2 separate regions of the Homo sapiens genome follow, and region 2 is linked to region 1. A link is a loop called in an ENCODE intact Hi-C map of the cell type or tissue named here. Cell type or tissue: endothelial cell of umbilical vein. All regions are shown on one strand. Each heading gives the region's core, and the rest is flanking DNA. Links, peaks and the distances in the headings are about the cores only.

Region 1 (5,386 bases), core at 104-5,103:
CTTCACTTTTTGGCTATTTTGAGTAGTGCAGCTATCAACATTACGTGTATAAATGTACAAGCTATTTGGTGGACACGTGTTCTCGTTTTTCTCTTGAGTATGTGCCCAGAAGCAGAATTGCTGGCTCATAGGGTGATGTGGTTTGGCTGTGTCCCCACCCAAATCTCATCTTGAATTCCCATGTGTTGTGGGAGGTAATTGAATCATGGGGACAGGTCTTTCCCATGCTGTACTCATGGTAGTGAATAAGTCTCATGAGATCTGATGATTTTATAAAAGGGAGTTTTCCTGCACAAGCTCTCTCTTTGCCTGCTACCATCCATGTAAGACGTGACTTGCTTCTCCTTGCCTTCTGCCATGATTGTGAGGCCTCCCCAGCCACATGGAACTATAAGTTCATTAAACCTCTCTTTCTTCTGTTAGTTGCCCAATTTTGGGTATGTCTTTATCAGCAGTGTGAAAACAAACTACTACATATGGTATGTCTTCGGTTAACCTTTTGAGGAAACATCAGACTCTTCCATCTCTGTATCTTTCCAATTTCAATCTAAACGGACTCAAATCTGACTCTTAGACTCCACTCCCCTGGGAAATGTGATGTCGGCTATTATTGCGGTTCCCTCTCCTCCCTAGAGTCTCCTAAGAATTTGGGTCATGCTCCATTTTCAGACAATTTGAAAATTGGTCTGTTATGGTCTCTGCTCTGAAAAGCTTCATTCTCATCCCACCTCCTGCCCCGGCTTCCAGCAGCCTCCCTTAAAATTCTGGGGATGCAGACATCTGTGCTGAGGCTGAGAAGCCAGGAGCCTGGAGACCAGCGTCCCTGGGCAGGTGCAGTGGAACCAGCTGGCCATGTGCCAAAATTCCTGTGACCCTTCCCTGGTACTGTGCTGTCTTTGCTGAGAGCTGGCCGCCTGCTCAGGGGTCCCTAAGTCTTACACTGGACAACTGGATGAGTGAGAAATAATTATTTAATTGTTAAGCCACAGAAATTCCAGGGCTCATGTGTTACAGCCAGTCATTTCTCATGAACTAATACAGTAGATGGCTTGGATCAACCCCCTCTGATGGGATGCTGCTTCTCTTCTCGGTTGGTGGAAAAAGAATTTCCATCAGTCTCTCTCTCCTTGTCTCTCTCTCTCTCTCTTTATTCCTTTTCCTTTCTGTCTCCATCTCCCTCTCCCTGACTCTTCTGGCCCCTCCCTACCATTGTCAGATAAAATATCAGGTTGCACACGGTAACGCACGTCTGTAATCCTAGCACTTTGGGAGACTAAGGCAGGAGGATTTCTTGAGTTCAAGAGTTCAAGACCACCCTGGACAACATAGTGATACCTCGTCTCTACAAAACAAACAAACAAACATATTAGCTGAGCATGGTGGCACACGCCTGTGATTTTAGCTGGTCTGGAGGCTGAGGTGGGAGGATTGCTTGCCCCCAGGATGTCAAGGCTGCAGTGAGCTGTGATGGCACCACTTCTTTCTAGCCTGGGTGACAGAACAAGACCCCCATTTCAAAAAAAAAAAGACACAACATCATCAAAAATTGTACTTAAATATAAAAGTTTGAATACTGAAAAGTCTCCCACAGCAAGCAGGCTTTAAAACTCCAAAATCTATCTGTACACAGCACTTTTTTTTTTTTCACTCTTCTCAGATCTAAGAACGATGACAGGTGGCCATGGTGCCTCGTGTCCCCTTGCAGGGGTGCAGGGGTACACACACCTTTTTTTTTTTTTTTTTTAATTTGAGATGGAATCTCGCTCTGTCGCCCAGGCTGGAGTGTAGTGGTGAGATCTCGGCTCACTGCAAACTCCGCCTTCCGGGTTCACGCCATTCTCCTGCTTCAGCCTCCCGAGTAGCTGGGACTACAGGCGCCCGACCATCACGCCAGGCTAATTTTTTGTACTTTTAATAGAGACGGGGGTTTCACCATGTTGGCCAGGCTGGTCTCGAACTCCTGACCTCGTGATCCTCCCGCCTCGGCCTCCCAAAGTGCTGGGATGACAGGCGTGAGCCACCGTACCCAGCCTCGGTGAAAACCTCAGAGGCAGGCAGCATATTCCCTGCCGAGCCGGTAGGTGGCGCAGTCAGATAAGCATTAACTAAATCACAGCTCCCTCTCCCCATCAGAATCTTTATCTAGAGGGTAACCCCAAACCTGAGAATTTGGTCAGGTCCGCACACACACAGGCATCATCATTCTTCAGCGCCATCATGAAGGGCTCTTCTCCCCCTGTTAAAGGAAACTATCACATAGTCTTCCGAAACAGCCAGTCAAAAACTTTGTGATGCAGGAAAGAACAAAAAAAAATTAAAGGACGATTACAGAATAAATATTTACATTTCTGCCTGTAACACGGACTCTGAAGCATTGGAATAATGAGGACTTGCACACCGCAAATGGGCATCAAAATCGGGCTTTATACTTGAAAAATGAAGTTTTGTGTCAAAGAAAAGGGACATTTCAAACACCACATTTATGTTTGACCCACATATACATGTGATTTTAGCTGGTCTGATATTATATTATATTATATATATATATATTTGTTTGTTTGTTTGTTTTGAGACAGAGACTCACTCTGTCGCCCAGGCTGGAGTGTTGTGGAGCAATCTCGGCTCACTGCAGTCTCCGCCTCCTGGGTTCAAGTGATTCTCCCGCCTCAGCCTCCCGAGTAGTTAGGACTACAGGCGCCTGCTTCCGTGCCCTGCTAATTTTTGCATTTTTAGTAGAGACGGGGTTTCACCATGTTGGCCAGGCCGGTCATGAACTCCTTGACTTCAGGTGATCCACCTGCCTCGGCCTCCCAAAGTGCTGGGATTACAGGCGTGAGCCACTGCACCTGGCCAGTACCTTTATACCCTTCTGGAAAGAGAACATGTTCCTTCCCCTGTTGACACTGAATTATGTCAACAGTTCTCCCCCAAGTAATGCATGGGTTTAAATCACACAGGTGATTTCAACTTGCTGCCCCCACTATTTCATTTGACAAAGGACACAGTCCTGCCTACCTGAGAGGCAGTGGCTCTACGTAAAAAGTTTTAACACACAGGAAACACCATTAAAGGGTTAGTGACTAACCCATATTTCCTGTTTTTTTGGTTTGTTTGTTTGTTTTCCCCACACATCCCCACTGGCCTGAATGAGACCTCAAGGTGTCTCATTCTTACTTTATCTTACAATCACTCTGATGGTCAAGAAGCTTGAGCACATGGGAATTCTTAAATCAAGGCACATGATTGTTACAAAGAATAGACGCTGAGGTGGGCGGATCACCTGAGGTCAGGAGTTCAAGACCAGCCTGGCCAGTATGGTGAAACCCCGTCTCTACTAAAAATACAAAAATTAGATGGGTGTGGTGGCACGTGCCTGTAATCCCAGCTACTCAGGAGGCTGAGGCGGGAGAATCGCTTGAACCTGGGAGGCAGAGGTTGCAGTGAGCGGAGATCATGCCACTGCACTCCAGCCTGGGTGACAGAGTAAGACTCCATCTCAAAACAAAAACAACAAAAACAAACCAAAAAAACAAGTTAATTAGAATGCATGGCCAACGTTGTGTTCCCCAGCTCTGTTGGTTTTCACATTTTTTTCCACAAACGAAATAAAAATGAAAGCAAAGCTTAAAGCTAAAAAGCATACCCATTTAGACAATCTGTAAATATATACTTTGTTGAAATAACACTGTGAGAGTTTGTGCACATTTCTTTGGTTGTTTTCGTCATCTGAATCCATGGCTGACTGGCTCCCACTCTGCTATTTTAAAAATAAAATGTCCTTTCTTCTATCGTTTCTGTGGTTTTGTCGCCAACCCATATTTGCTGGAATAAGGTAGTAAAAAACATACACTAAAGTCTGAAGTCCCCATCAGCTCTGCTAACTTATTACTAGTTTTCACACACACTGAGTTTAATGAATCTATGTTTTGGAACAAAGCAGTTACCTTAGGAACTTGAGAGATGTTTCCGGCCAGGCGCGGTGGCTCACGCCTATAATCCCAGCACTTTGGGAGGCCGAGGAGGGTGGATCACAAGGTCAGGAGACCGAGACCATCTTGGCCAACATGGTGAAAGCTCATCTCTACTAAAAATACGAAAATTAGCTGAGCGTGGTGGCACACACTTGTAATCCCAGCTACTTGGGAGGCTGAGGCAGGGGAATTGCTTGAACCCAGGAGGCGGAGGTTGCAGTGAGCCTAGATTGTGCCACTGCGCTCCAGCCTGGCGACAGAGTGAGACTCTGGCTCACGAAAAAAAAAAAAAACCTAGAGAGATGTTTCCTTGTAAAACCACCCCATTCTAAAAAGCAGGTGGGTTACATCTGCTTCCCTGTAAAGAGAACTCTTTCTAGTGTTAGCTGCTCTGTTCATAGATAAAAAATGCTGGACACCTAAAATGTTAGTTTAAATTTATTAATAGCATCTACATAAAATCTTAGCTATTTCACACAACACTACCCACTATCATATTTGAAATAATCTGAGCAAATAGTAAAAAGACATATCCCAAAGACAACAACACTGGCAGACTAAAGAAAAGCAGAAACCATGAACTAAGAAGGTAAAATGCTTTTGAACCTCTAAGCGACTCCTGCTATTACGGAAACATCCGTTTTCGTCCATTGGGTTTTATCGGTTTTTATCATTGGCTTTGTGTTTTGCCTAAATTAGCAAATATAGCAAGTCTGTTTATGCCTCAGTTAACCTGTAGACTTAACCTCACTAAAAATAATAACACATTAGGAAAAACTATCAGAAAAAACAATAACCACACCTCCGCCCCAACACAAAGGCACACATAAAGAGGGACTGGACACAAATCCATACCACAGACTTGATTTGGTTTACAAACTTGATTTTGTAACCCAAATCCTTTTTGTTTTTGAGACACAGCCTCACTCTGTCGCCCTGGCTGGAGTACCCTGGTGTAATCTCAGCTCACTGCAACCTCCGCCTTCCGGGTTCAAGCAATTCTCCTGCCTCAGCCTCCCAAGTGGCTGGGACTACAGGCACATTCCACCACGGCTGGCTAATTTTGTATTTTTAGTAGAGACGAGGTTTCACCATGTTGGTCAGGCTGGTCTTGAACTCCTGACCACAGGTGATCCACCCACCTTGGCCTCCCAAAGTGCTGGGATTACAGGCATGAGCCACCAAGCCCGGCTGCAACCCAGATCTTGATTTTTGACCTTGATTTGACCCACAGATTTGGGAATGAGAAGTGATTACAGAGTTGGAGCCTTGGAGGGAGAGAGGGTTTCTCATGTGAGCAGGGCATGGAGAAACAGTAGTCAAAATCCTGATTTTGACCAAGATTTTTTCCAAATCTTGATTTTTGACCTTGATTTGTAAACCAAATCAGTTTTGTTTTGTTTCCTGCTTTTTTG
Region 2 (5,386 bases), core at 88-5,087, 920 kb after region 1:
TATAAATATACACAAAGACAGAGATGTTAAGAAATTCTCAATATTAGGATGTACATATTGGCTTTATCCATACATATCTATATAGAGATATATAATAGCTACATATCTATATGTAGGCCTGGCACGGTGGCTTACGCCTGTCATCCCAGCACTTTGGGAGGCCGAGGCGGGCAGATCACCTGAGGTCAGGAGTTTGAGACCAGCCTGGCCAACACGGTGAAACCCCGTCTCTACTAAAAATACAAAAAATTAGCTGGGCATGGTAGTGGGCACCTGTAGTACCAGCTACTCAGGAGGCAGAGGTGGGAGAATTGCTTGAACCCGGGAGGTGGAGGTTGCAGTGAGCCAAGATCACACCATTGCACTCCAGCCTGGGCAACAGAGCAAGACTCCGTCTCAAAAAAAAAAAAAAGAGGCGGGTGGGGGAGAGAGAGAGAGAGGCAAAGAGATTTTAAGGAATTTCTATGTAGGAGGTATATGTTGGTTTTTTACATGCATATATATATATATATATATACAATATATGTCTATATATACAATATATATCTATATATACTATATATCTATATATATATACAATATATATCTATATAGATACAATATATATCTATATATAAATATACACAGACAGAGACTATCTATACATCTATATATAAAATACACAGAGAGAGAGAGATGTTAAGGAATTATCAGTATAGGAGGTACATATTGGCTTTGTCCATACATATCAATATATAGATATATAATAGCTATATATCTCTATCTAGGCCGAGTACGGTGGCTCACGCCTGTAATCTCAGCACTTTGGGAGGCCGAGACGGGCAGATTACCTAAGGTCAGGAGTTCGAGTCCAGCCTGGCCAACATGGTGAAACCCCGTGTCTAGTAAAAATGCAAAAAATTAGCCAGGCGTGGTGGTGGGCACCTGTAACCCCAGCTACTTGGGAGACTGAGGCAGGAGCATCGCTTGAACCCGGGAGGTGAAGGTTGCAGTGAGCCAAGAACACACCATTGCACTCCAGCCTGGGTGACAGAGCAAGACTCGGTCTCAAAAAAGAGACAGAGAGAGAGGCAAAGAGATTTTAAGGAATTGTCTATGTAGGAGGTATATGTTGGTTTTTACATACATATAGATATATAATGTCTATATATCTATATATAGGTATACACAGAGAGAGAGATGTTAAGGAATTGTCAATATAGAAGGTACCTATTGGCTTTATCCATACAGATCTATATATAGATATATCTATATATATACATACAGAGAGAAAGGAAAGATTTTAAGGATTTGTATACATAATAGGTACATATTGGCTTTATTCATGCATAGCTATATGTAGACATATAATATCTCTATATCTATGTCTATATAAATCTATATACACAGAGAGCGACTTTAAGAAATTAACTATGAAGGAAGTATATGTTGGTTTTATACATACATATAGATATTTGAAGGAGAGACATTTTAAGGAATTGGCTACGTAGGAAGTATATATTGGTTTTATACAGACATCTATAGGTCTTGAGAGAAAGGGAAAGAAATTTGAAGGAATTGTCTAAGTAGGAGGTATATGTTGGTTTCATATATACATGTATTGATATTTGAGAGAGATTTTAAGAAATTGGCTAAGGCCGGGCGTGGTGGCTCACGCCTGTAATCCCAGCACTTTGGGAGGCTGAGGCGGGCGGATCACGAGGTCAGGAGTTTGAGACCAGCCTGGCCAACATGGTGAAACCCTTTCTCTACTAAAAATACAAAAATCAGCCAGATGTGGTGGTGGGCACCTGTAATTCCAGCTACTCGGGAGGCTGAAGCACGAGAATTGCGTGAACCTGGGAGATGGAGGTTGCTGTGAGCCGAGATCGTGCCACTGCACTCCAGCCTGGGCAACAGAGCAAGACTCTGTCTCAAAAAAAAAAAAAAAGAAAGAAATTGGCTAAGTAGGAGGTTTATGTTGATTTTATGCATGCATATATAGATATTTGAGCGAGAGATTTTAAGGAATTGTCTAAGTAGGAGGCATATGTTGGTTTTACACATACATATATAAATATCTAAGAGAGATTTTTAAGGGATTGGCCATGTAGGAGGTATAGCCATGTAGGAGGTATATGTTGGTTATATGCATGCATATAGATATTTGAGAGAGATTTTAAGGAATTGGCTATGAAGGCGGTGTATGTTGGTTTTACGCATGCATATAGATATTTGAGAGAGAGAGATTTTAAGGAATTGGCTATGAAGGCGTTATATGTTGGTTTTATGCATGTGTATACAGATACCTAAGAAAGGAAGATTTTAAGGAATTGGCTCAATGATTCTGGAGGGGAAACACTAAATTCTTCAGGTAGACCAGCAGGCTGCAGAACTCAGGAAGAGTTAATGCTGCAGCTGGAACCCGAATCCCGGGAGGCAGAATCCTTTTGTCCTTGGAAAACATTGGTCTTTGCACTTAAGACCTTCAACTGATGGGACGAGGCCCACCCTCATCGTGCGTGGTCCCTGGCTTCATTCAGACTCTGAACAAAATGTTCATCTCATCTGAAAGATACCTTCACAGCACCATGTAGCCCAGTATCTGACCACATACCAGGTACTGTGGATACAAAATTCACCATTTCAGGCAGTTCACGCTTCAAGACAGCTTGTGTGGATGGTGCCTCACCACCGCCTCCTGGTGTTCATTGAGAATATTACACCCAGGAATGCACCTCTCCCCTTCATACCTTTATGAGTTTTGTTTTTTGTTTTTGTTTGTTTTTGTTGTTGTTTTGGTTTTTTGTTTGTTTGTTTTCTGAGAAGGAGTCTCGCTCTGTCCCCCAGGCTGGAGTGCAGTGGTGAGATCTCAGCTCACTGCAACCTCCGCCTCCCAGGTTCAAGAGATTCTCCTGCCTCAGCCTCCTGAGTAGCTGGGATTACAGGCGCGCACCACTACGCCCAGATAATTTTTGCATTTTTAGTAGAGACAGGGTTTCATCAGGTTAGCCAGGCTGGTCTCGAACTCCTGACCTCGTGATCTGCCTGCCTCAGCCTCCCAAAGTGCTGGGATTACAGGCGTGAACCACCATGCCCGACCCTTTTCATATCTTTTCAAAGCATTTGCAAGTCCCCAGACGAGCTGAATCTCATCTCAGCCTGAGCTCAAACCCTGGAATGGAGATTGTGAATTCCCTTTGGACACAAAGTGAGGGGAGAGGTAAGGCAATTCTGCGGTAGGCAGCATTCTACTAAGAAGTATTCTTATGAAAGGCCAGGCGTGGTGCCTCACGCCTGTAATCCCAGCACTTTGGGAGGCTGAGGTGGGCGGATTACTTGAGGTCAGGAGTTTGAGACCAGCCTGGCCAACATGGCGAAACCCTGTCTCTACTAAAAATACAAGAAATAAGCTGGGCGTGGTGGTGCACGCCTGTAACCCCAGCTACTCAGGAGGCTGAGGCAGGAGAATCACTTGAACCCGGGAGGCAGAGGTTGCAGTGAGCTGAGATGGTGCCATTGCACTCCAGCCTGGGCGACAGAGCGAGACGCCATCTCACACACACACACACACACAGACACACACACAGACACACACACACACACACTGGGCGACAGAGAGAGACTCCATCACACACACACAGACACAAAAGAATTGTTTTTATGAAAGTTAAGACTCAGGGCCAGCATGGTGGCTCACACCCGTAATCTCAGCACTTTGGGAGGCCAAGGTGGGAGGCTCACTTGAAGTCCAGAAGTTTGAGACCAGCCTGAGCAACATACTGACATCCTGTCTATAAAGAAATGATTTTATTTATTTTATTGAAATTTCATTTCAGACAGGGTCTCAGTCTGTCACCCAGGCTGCAATGCCACGATCTTGGCTCAATGCAGCCTCGATGTCCCGGACTCAGGAGATCCTCCCACCTCGGCCTCCCAAAGTGCTGGGATTACAGGAATGAGCCACTGCACCCAGCCAAAAAAATTTTAAAAACACCTAGCCAAGCATGGTGGCACAGGCCTATAATCCTAGCTACTCACATGGCTGAGGCAGGAGGATTGCCTGAGCCCAGGAGTTTGAGACTGCAGTCAGCTAGGATTACACTACTACACTCCAGCCGGGGCAACAGAGCAAGATCCTGTGTCTAAAATAAATAAATGAATAAAAGTTAGACATCAGTGCTTGCAAGAAATTTAGCGTCTTCATTCATTCATTGATTTTCCCACAGTTATCAAATGTCTCCTCTGAGCTAGGGTCCACTCTAACGGGGCCCGATACAGTAACAACCAGTGTTCACAGAAATAGCAAGCTCTCAGCTTCCTTCTCTCCTGCCTCTTAATTTCAAAATCTCTTGCTCACACACATCGGTGTCACACGCGTCCGTGTGAAGAGAGTCCGGGCTGAGTCCATAAAAAAGAGTCAGCAAAGGGTGGCGGGATTATCATTAGTTCTTATAGGTTTGGGATAGGCAGTGGAGTTAGGAGCAATTTTTTCTAGGCAGGGAGTGGATGCCACAAAGGACATTCTCAACGGTGGGGAGAATATTACAAAGTACCTTCTTTTTTTTTTTTGAGATGGAGTCTCGCTCTGTCGCCCAGGCCGGACCGCAGTGGCGCGATCTCGGCTCACTGCAACCTCCACCACCCGGGTTCACGCCATTCTCCTGCCTCAGCCTCCCGAGTAGCTGGGACTACAGGCGCCCGCCACCACACTGGGCTAATTTTTTTGTATTTTTAGTAGAGACGGGGTTTCACCGTGTTAGCCAGGATGGTCTCGAACTCCTGACCTCGTGATCCGCCCGCCTCGGCCTCCCAAAGTGCTGGGATTACAGGCGTGAGCCACCGCGCTCGGCCTACAAAGTACCTTCTTAAGGGCGGGGGAGGATATTACAAAGTACCTTTCCAAGGGTGAGGAGGCTGTATCGTACAAAGTACATTCACAAGGACAGGGGAATATCACAAAGTACACGACTGCAAGGGCGGGGAGGGTGTATTGTCCCAAAGTCAACTGATCAGTAAGGGTGGAGCAGGAACAGATCACAATGGTAGAATGTCATCTTCTGTGGTCCTTCAGTTGCTCCAGGCCATCTAGATGTATACATGCAGGTCACAGGGGTGACCTGACAATCAGTCCACAAAGGAGCTGTCCAAGGCTGCGTCAGTGGCGTGGAAAACAATACGTATGGAAATTTTAAAGACCAGTGTTGGGTCTTTGGCTGTCCTAGACACCTGCGGACGCCTGAAAGTCTGGAAATGCACTGTTTGTAAGAAAAGGCCTTTGAGAGGCAAATGCACCCCTAAGCAGTAACATGAAGTTGGAAGAGGATACACAGAGGAGTTTAGGGATGGAAGAAAGCTTAAAGTGGGTGAGAAGAGCCCGGTGCAGTGGCTCACGCCTGTAATCCCA

The links. Peaks named below come from ENCODE experiments on the same cell type or tissue, not always from the same donor. Only the 100,000 strongest peaks of a DNase experiment are listed, where the experiment ranks them.
Region 2: it touches region 1 in a loop (26-fold over the local background); 16 of 110 quality-filtered maps call a loop at or near these places.

The regions. Positions count from the first base shown.
Region 1 is chrX:2,590,187-2,595,572 of GRCh38, reverse strand. The region is part of intron 1 of LINC03112 (long intergenic non-protein coding RNA 3112); the gene reads left to right. Among named protein-coding and RNA genes, the nearest start is that of LINC03112, 16 kb to the left of the region's middle. In endothelial cell of umbilical vein, for the core only: a CTCF peak has its summit at 2,104 (motif pointing right); a DNase peak (open chromatin) is centred at 2,112.
Region 2 is chrX:1,670,741-1,676,126 of GRCh38, reverse strand. No RefSeq gene overlaps it. Among named protein-coding and RNA genes, the nearest start is that of ASMT, 58 kb to the right of the region's middle. In endothelial cell of umbilical vein, for the core only: a CTCF peak has its summit at 2,659 (motif pointing left); no DNase peak of the experiment used is centred there.